Regions from separate parts of the Homo sapiens genome. Here region 1 is linked to region 2. The links are chromatin loops, found by intact Hi-C in ENCODE. Cell type or tissue: mammary epithelial cell. All regions are shown on one strand. Links, peaks and the distances in the headings refer to the core of each region. The heading gives the core; the rest is flanking DNA. Region 1 overlaps CLTCL1 (clathrin heavy chain like 1). Region 2 overlaps DGCR2 (DiGeorge syndrome critical region gene 2).

Region 1 (4,384 bases), core at 124-4,123, 180 kb before region 2:
GAGCAAACACTGAGTCAGCACACACTGCCTTCACTACAGACATTTCGAGACTTCAGCCTGTTCCTTAAATCCCTGATCCTGCCACTCCTGCCTTGCAACCAGCAGATGACTTGGAGAAAACTGAAGCCATAACTGGGATGTTTCTCACCTATATGGCTGCAGACTTAGATGTTTGTCTGCAGCCACCCTTTCCTGCCTTCCTGTTACCTCAAAAGTAGGTGTCCTTTCTTGTCTATGTTCTGGATCTGGTATCCTTCTTCCCTATAAGGGAGCCTCGTTCAGTCATAGCCTCCCTTTCCTGTATTTTCATCCTTCTGTCTTGTTGTTTCTTCCTGTTTGTGTTGGGCAATGCTCACCTCTCTTCCATCTGTACAACCAGCAAACTTCTTCCCCCGCTCTTGTCCCCACGAAGCTCTTGTCTCATAGCTGGATGTCATGAAAGAGCTGCTTTAGTGCTTCATTATTTTTATGTTCCACAGTAACCTGCAGTCTGGCTTTTGTCCCCATTTTTTCCCCTGAATCTGTTTTTGCCAAGGTTACAAGCCATCCTGCAGGCTTTTTTGTAAGGGCCACATTCTGTCTCTGTCCCATATTCTTACATTTTTTAACCTTCTAAAAATATGAAAAAGACTTTTAGTTTAGCCATACAAAAGCAGGCTGCAGTTGGCTAATCTTTGCTGTAAAAAATAAAATCAGGCCGAGCATGGTGGCTCACACCTGTAATCCCACCACTTTGGGAGGCCGAGGCGGGTGGATCACCTGAGATCAGGAGTTCGAGACCAGCCTGGCCAACATGGTGAAACCTCGTCTCTACTAAAAATACAGTATTAGCCGGGCGTGTTGGTACGCACCTGTAGTCCCAGCTAGTCAGGAGGCTGAGGCGGGAGAATCTCTTGAACCCGGGAGGCAGAGGTTGCAGTGAGCCAAAATCATGTCACTACTCTCCAGCCTGGGTAACAGACCGAGACTCCGTCTCAAAAAATAAGATGCGATGAGCTAGGTGAGATAAAGCCCATCACACCACACGCATCTTCTGTGATGTCCAGCCGCATTTGATGCTGCACTTTACTGCCTCCTGAGGGTCCTTTCTCTACTGTTTTTGGTTCCACAGTTTCCCAGGGTTTCTCCTTCCTCTCTGCCCACACCCACTGCCCCATGGGCGGCTCTTGTGCATGAGCTTGGAATCTGTCTTGAGCCCCTCTGCTTTTTCATTCAGGACATGCTGCTGGTGATGTTATGTATTCCCATAAGCTTGATGTTCCCAAGCCATCCGAGTGTTTTCGCAGTTTCACTGCTGTGTGTGTGTGAGGCAGTAGCAGGTCCTGGTTAAGAGCACAGACTGAGGCCAAACTGAAGGCACTGAATGTGGACTCAGGCACTTACTGGCTGTGTGATTTAGGGCAATGTTTGTAGCTTTTTTGTGCTTCTATATCTTCATCTATAAAATAAGGATAAAAGGTATACTTCTTATCTCACAAGGTAGTTGTGAGGTTTTTGAGTTAATAAATGTAAAGCATTAAACAATAACTGTTACATAATACAGTAGTCCCGATTTACCCATGGGGAATATGTTCTAAGACCCCCAGAGGATGCCTGAAACTGCAGATTGTTCTGAACCCTTTATACACTTTTTTTCCCTATGCATACATATGTATGATAAAGCTGAATTTATGTTAAGCACAGTAAGAGATTAACAATGATAACTAATAATAAAACAGAACAATAATAACAATATGCCAGCATCACTACTGTTGGACTTTGGGGCCATTATTAAGTAAATTAAGGGTTACTTGAACACAAACTCTGTGATGCTGCAACAGTCAACCTGGTAACTGACCGCTACTAAGTGACTAATGGGCTGGCAATGTCTACAGCGTGGATATGCTGGGCAGAGGAGGGATAATTCACGTCCTGGGTGGGCTGGTGCAAGATTTCATCACTCTGCAGAATGGTATGCAATTTAAAACTTATGAATTGTTTATTTCTGGGGTCTTACATTTAATATTTTCAGACTATAGGTAACAGTGTGAAAAAAACCACGGATAAGAAGGGACTACTGTAAAGCACTGTGTCCTTGTGAGCTGTTGCTGCCATTGTGACAGCTGCCTACTGAAGAAGGCCAGGAAATGGTCAGCAGGTTCCTCAAACACAGTGTTCATAAATGGGGTTCCCTTTCTCCCCAGATGTGTATCTTGTCCAGTGTCCAGCCAGGAGCCTGGGATGTGTTTTCCCCATCCTGTTGTCCCTTTCTCCTGTTTACTTTTGGCATCGTTCTGCCACTGTCATCATGACTACCGTTTCCCTAAACTATGCCATCCCTCCCCACCTTGATGGTCATGCTAGCTTTGTCCTTCTACTTCTAGTCTTGCCCTCCTGTGATCCATTCTCCAGCACACAGGCAACATGATCTCCAAGGATGAGCATCTGCTTAAAGTCCTTCAGGGAGTGGTTTCGTGTTTCCTCTGGCATGAAAAGACTGATCCCCACGTGCTCTTTCCTGTTCTTCCCAGCCCAACACCTGCTCAACTCTGCTGCCGCTCCCTTTGTGTCCTTGCCAAAACACATTCTCCTCTCACCCCTCTTTACTCACTGACTCCTACTGAGCCTTCTGGTATCTGTGGAAATGACGCTGTCTCTGGAAGCTCTCCCTGATTTGTCAGTTAGGAGTTCTTCCTCTGTGCCTCTTTGGGGTTCCTCTTATAATGACACTCTTCCCAGGGTACTGTAGCTGTTCATTTTCTCTGCTGGATTGTGAGCTCAGGGAGCTACCATTTGAACTTTTTAGAAATATTCAAATGTGAGAGTTGGAAGGGTATTGCTGTTTGTAATATCTGAGGATGGGCTGAGCACTTAAGACATCTTGATTCAGAAGAGGAATGGCTGAATAGTTTGGTGACATAAAAATTTTCTTGAGCCCTAAGTAATTCCCCCCAGCTATATCAAAAAAGCAGCTCCAAGTTTGTAAGCTGTGAAATGTGTCATAGCTCAATACACAGAAAACGTAAACATGTTCCCTCAAAGTGTCTCTGAGGCGGTGTTTGAAACAGGTGTAGAGACCTTGAGCATTAGAATTGTAGGAGAAAGATGGTCAAGATCTTAATCAGTGCTTCTCTACCTAGGCTGCATGTGAGAATGGCCTGCAGCCTTAAACATATTTCTGCTGGATGTTAAATCCAAAGCTCTGAGTGGTGGAGATGGAGCTTTGGTATTCCTTCCCAGGTGAGTCTTACACACAGCCCAGGTGAAACAGCCTTCTACATGTTAGTCAATATTAATCATTAAGGAAAGAGGGGGGAAAGTAAAACTGTGAAGGTGTAGATTGAGCTTGAACTGAAAACAGTTCCCATCCACACACACCCGTGTGTGTCTGGAGAGGCTTCTGGGGGTCATGCTCCAAAAAGGGACACGTACCCATAGTAATCCAGTCCATATTTGGTTTATGTTGCCATTATGTAGCTATCTCATTTTGTGAAGTGGTTTTTGATGTACTAAGACAGCAGTTGGCTCATTGCATCCTAAAATTATTGCATCCCATGTAAAATGTCATTTTAAGATACCATGTAAACTGTTAAATTTTGCCTGTTGGCCTACCACTGCTTCTGGTATTGGAAATACATACTGGCCAGTTAGTTGCCTTCTGACTTGTTTATTTACAAAGCAAGGAGAGTAACCTGCCTCAGCCAGGGTGTCTGCGAGGGTGAGCCTTGTGGGAGTACCTACCGCTGTGGCATTGTGGGTGACCAAAGAGTAAATGAATTTGAATGGGGACTCTTTGGAAAAACAGATCTTCACCATAGAACATTTAAATGTTCAGAATGCCTAAGCTACACAAACCAGTGCTTTTTTAGTTGGTTGGGTTGAAAGAATTAAGTCCTAGGAGGATCTGAGTCAAGGTTCCTCTCTGCTGAGATATTTCTGTTGCAGGGGCTAGTCTGATGGGAATTAAAATCTTTCAGTTCAGCCTCTGTCTGTCTCTCCCCAGGGGAAACCACTATAAACGAAGCCACCATATCCTTCCAAAAATGTTCAAAAGAATCCTGCTTTAAATATGCTTCTGCCCTTTGCTTTTGTAACTTAACACACTGAAGATCCTCCCATAGGATCACAGACAGATCACTGCATCTATCTGACATGTTGTTTATCAGTATTCCCTAGGGTAGTAGTTGCTGGCACCCTGTCACCCCCTTCTCTAAGGGGGAATCTTTCTGCAATCTGTCTGATTTTTCCTTCCTTTGCTTCTTCACTGAGACTTTACTGAGTTTGCAGGCTCTTCTCCCACATTTTCTTCCACTTCTCTTGAGGCCTGCTGCTGGCCTCCATGCCAGAGAGATGACCATCACTCTTGGCAGGCTGAAGAAGGATGCCACAAAGCTGGGATAGCAAA
Region 2 (4,384 bases), core at 110-4,109:
GTCTGTGTATCTTTACTAAGCTTTTGATCAAAGACTTTTTTAATTTTAAAGAAGTCTGATTTATCATTTTTTCTTGTTATGGTCATGCTTTCTGTTTTTGTCTAATAAATCCTTGCCTACCCCAAGGTTACGAAGTTCTTCTCCTTCCCTAGTAAAATCTGAGCTTCGTGGGGGCAGACACCTTATGGTTCTCCTCCTGCTCTTCTCACTTGTGTCCTGTACAACACCTGGCCCCTAGGAGGTACACGGCGGTGTTCATGGAAGGAGCAAATGAGTTGTCTTAAGGATTCATAATAATGTATTCTAAGCACTTGATATACTGCCTGGCACATGCAAAATGAGCATTCAGGAATCTGATTTGACTACAGCTGTTCTTTCTCTTAGAGAAATTGGCTGCGCTATCCTGTGGCTATGATCGAAATGTGGTGCGAGTGTTGGATGAAACTGCTGGCTGATGTTTACATCAGATGCGAGATAGCTCTCGCTCCAGTTCTGTCCCACCCTCCTGCCCTGGTCTTATTCCCAAGTATGTAGCCCCTCCTGCCCGAACCCCCATGAAATAAGGACTGATTGCAAGTTGCTGTTCTTTTCTTGAAAGTGTCACTCATGGAATAGGTATGCTTGGTGGACCTGCCTTTCTCTTCTTTCATCTTATATGATCCCTTCCTTTTTCTTAGGACCTTCCCTTCTTTTCTAGGATAACTTATTTTAAACAGGGCCTTCTTTCCCAAACATCTGCCTAAGGAGAAGCCACAGGGCAGAGCAGCTGAGCCAGTGTTTTGGTTGGACAGCATCTACAGATAGATGGTAGCAGGTGGTGATCACTTCTTCTCCTGGAGGTAGAAAATGCTTGTTATTTATGAGAAATAAATGCTGAAGCATAGGCCTTGTCCCTTTGTTCTTGTGTGGTGTTCCCCAGTGTCAGTGTTGTGACCCCTTGGGCTGTGGGAGAAAGTGGCTGGCACTCCCCTAGCGCTTGGCAACCCTACTCCCTCTCCACTGTTGCAGGAGAGCTGGCCACCTGTCTCCAGTGGTGGTGATGGGGAGTCAGGAGCTCCAGGGTCCAGGGGAGGAGTGACTGAGGGTGGAGCCTTCACTCAGAGATTCCACTTGCCCCGGGGGCTGTTTGGAAATGGGTTTGGTGGTTATGTGTTTGGGGAGCTACTGCCATTTAGGGAGCCATATCAAAGAAGTTGCAGGCATATTTCAAAACCACAGCAGGAGTGTTTGCAGGTGTAAAATATTTTGTTCTAGTAACTGGCCACTGGTAGGGAAAAAAAGTACAATATGTTGGTACATCCTTGGCTCTGCACCAGACTGGTGGTGGGGCTCTGGTATCCCTGGGCTTTGTGCAGTGAGCCCCCAGAGGCTCTGCTGACTGCTGTCTCGGTGAAGGAAATGGCTCAGAACTGGAAAGTTTGGACCTGGTCCTCTAGGGAGTCAGAATGCAGAGCCCCACCCAGGGGCTCTGCTGGCTTCAGGGATGGGGATTTGGGTCAAAGAGCCCACAGCCTGACCTCTGATGCCCATTCTGCTGCTGCCAACTTGATGTGGGACACTGAGTAGGCGGGTCAGCCCCTCTGAGAAGCTAGCTGGCTGGACTAGTTGGGGGTTTCAATACATAGAACAGCTTCGGGCCTTCCTTCACATTTTGCTAATGAAACTTCCAATCTCATCATTTTCCATGAGCCACACATGTCTTGTTCCCGTTTGAACTCTGGGCCCTCATGGGTGAGGAGCCGGCTGGCCTCTGGGCTCCTTGTGGCTTGAGGTTCAGATGCTGGCATCGTTGGTGCTGTAGCCTGGTGGCTGCCAGTACAGAGGATGCTCAGGCCTCCAGGTATCAGCAGTCTTCACTGCCCCCTGCTGCTGAGACGCAGTGGCAGGTCAAACTGCACAGAACCCCTGGCCATGGTTCCTGCCTCCCATCCTCTCTTTGCCCTTGTGGGTCCCTCTCAGAGCATTTATCTCTGCAGAGGACCTCCCAGGATTGTTCCTAAGGGTGGCATATGTGAAACTTCAGCAGCTGAGCATTGTTGGAGTAATTTTCTCTTTTGGGCCTCATCACCTCCGTGGAAGTCAGGAGGGATAGGCAGGGCAGGATGGTCACCTCCATGCTTTACAGATGGAGGAAGCAGCCTGGCGAGGCTGAGCAGGGTTGCACGGGCCAGGAGCTGAAGCCTGCTGTTTGTCTCGCAACGGATCTCTGGGGCGTCTTTCCAAGCCAGTCTCCCTGCGTGGTTCCAGGAAGCTACAGGGGTGGGGAGGTTGTGTGCTGGCCTGCTGGTGCTACGGGGCAGTGGCAGCGATGGGGAAGGGGCTAGACGGGCTTCAGGGGAGAGCTGCAGGGACTGGTGAGCCGGGACCCCCAAGAACCTGGATGTGGGGCTTTGCGGGAAGGTTAGAGGTGGCCCTTGGACTCCATAAAAGGGCAGATGGCATTTGAGCACTGTAGAGAAGGCAGGGAGTTTGTGATGTGATCACAGTTGGTTCTGGGATGGTCTGTGCACTGTTTGGAATGCCAGGTCCTGCCTTTCCTCACTTCCTAGCTCTGCCCTCCCAGGTCTGCTCTCTGTCTGACGCAGGTTGGTGTTCTGATGATGCACTCCTCCATCGCCAGCCGCGTCCCTTTCTGGAGTTATAGCACATCCCATGAAGCTATCTGGTCCCGAAGTCCCTCTGGGGCCCCGGAGTACAGTGTGCCTTCCAGAGCGTGCATCGCTCCCTTCCCCACTGGGCAGCACCTGTTCAGAATGGGTGCTTGCCAGAGGCCTGCCCATGGCCCCTGGTGGCTCAGATGCTGGCCATCTCTGAGGCCCCATTCAAGGCCCTTATTATTCACTCTTGCCTCAGGACAGAGGTGACCCCTCCATTTAGAAGGTCACCGAGCAATATGCCCTCTGTTTTGTCTTTTAGTTGTGCTATCAACAGTGGTCTCTGTCCTCCCTATTTTTTTAGTTTTTGAGATGGAGTCTCATGCTGTCACCCAGGCTGGAGTGCAGTTGTATGATCTTGGCTCACTGCAACCTCTGCCTCCCAGGTTCAAGCAATTCTCCCCACCTCAGCCTCCCAAGTAGCTGAGACTACAGGTGTGCGCCACCACGCCCAGCTAATTTTTGTATTTTTAGTAGAGATGGGGCTTTGCCATGCTGTCCAGGCTGGTCTTGAATTCCTGGCCTCCGGTGATCCACCCGCCTTAGCCTCTCAAAGTGCTGGGATTACAGGCATGAGCCACCGTGCCCGGCCCTCTGTCCCTTCTTGAGGGCATCTGGAGAAGAGATGGCTGGCCCAGGGCAGAACCCAGCATCCACACCTCTGGTCTCCTGGAGATGCGTGGTCGCCTGTTACAATAGCCCAGCCAGCCCTTGGCTTCCAAACCTTCTCCCCTCTGCTGCTGCTGCTGCTTTGAAGTGTGCTGGACAAATCTCCCTTTCCTAGTAGCAACTTGTATGGAAGGTGAAATGACCTGTGGGAAAGCCCCACTGGGAAGCAGCTGCCAGCTCTTTCCAAGACAGAATGTGCAGTAAGGCTTTACTGCCAGGTGTGAGCAGGCCTGCCAGGGATGCTGGAACCTTCTGTTCTGGGCACTCCAGCAGGGCATGGGTGTCCCCTACCCCGGGTGTGGGAGTCTGTGTCTGATGGGTCTCAGACTGCTCTGGTGGAGACCTATCTTAGTGGGCTGTGAGTAGTGCGAGCAGATGGGCTGGAATTTCTCCTGCATTTCTTTGCTGGAAATGTTTTGATTTTCTTAGTGATGTAACTGTGGACATGTGTGCTTCTGCTAGTACTCTGTCTCCCTCTTGTTCTTTGTGGGCAAATGTTGAAGAGAAATCAATTCTAAACAATTTATGCAGCATACTAAATTTCACACAGTAATTTGAGACAGCTCAGTTTGAGACAGCCTTGAAACAAGGCTAAGGCTTGCTGACAAAGGAGAAATTGAATCTAGAGAAAGAATTTGTATTGCAGAGACTCGTGGGTTTCTACAGGGCATGAATCCACTAATTCCTGGGCGTTGCATAGCCCAAAGCAGTAGCTCTCCAAGTGTGCCCAGGGGTCTCTGGGGGTTCCCTGACCCTTCTAGGGGCTCCGTGAGGTCAAAACTGTTTTCATGATAATACTGAGGTGTCATTTGCCTTTCTCTCATCCTCACAAGCATAAGGTAGCATTTCCAGACACTATTTGATATGTGATGACATCATTGCTCTGACAGCTAATGGGATGTATGCTTGGGATTCTCTCTTTTTTTCTCTCTCTCTTTTGAAAGAACAGTGCCTCACTGTGTTGCCCAGGATGGATTGCAGTGGCTGGGTCATAGCTCACTGTAACCTTGAACTCCTGGGTTCAAGAGGTACTCTCACCTCATAATAAAATAAAAAATAAA

The links. Hi-C counts contacts between places; a loop is a spot of excess contacts. Peaks named below come from ENCODE experiments on the same cell type or tissue, not always from the same donor. Only the 100,000 strongest peaks of a DNase experiment are listed, where the experiment ranks them.
Region 1: it touches region 2 in a loop (7-fold over the local background); 4 of 110 quality-filtered maps call a loop at or near these places.

Annotation. Positions count from the first base shown.
Region 1 is chr22:19,285,594-19,289,977 of GRCh38, reverse strand. All of the region lies in intron 1 of CLTCL1 (clathrin heavy chain like 1), which reads left to right. Among named protein-coding and RNA genes, the nearest start is that of CLTCL1, 3.9 kb to the left of the region's middle. In mammary epithelial cell, for the core only: no CTCF peak of the experiment used is centred there; DNase peaks (open chromatin) are centred at 1,857 and 2,537; H3K27ac peaks cover 2,195 bases.
Region 2 is chr22:19,103,903-19,108,286 of GRCh38, reverse strand. The region is part of intron 1 of DGCR2 (DiGeorge syndrome critical region gene 2); the gene reads left to right. Among named protein-coding and RNA genes, the nearest start is that of DGCR2, 16 kb to the left of the region's middle. RefSeq lists an enhancer at 1,653-2,153. In mammary epithelial cell, for the core only: a CTCF peak has its summit at 1,872 (motif pointing left); no DNase peak of the experiment used is centred there.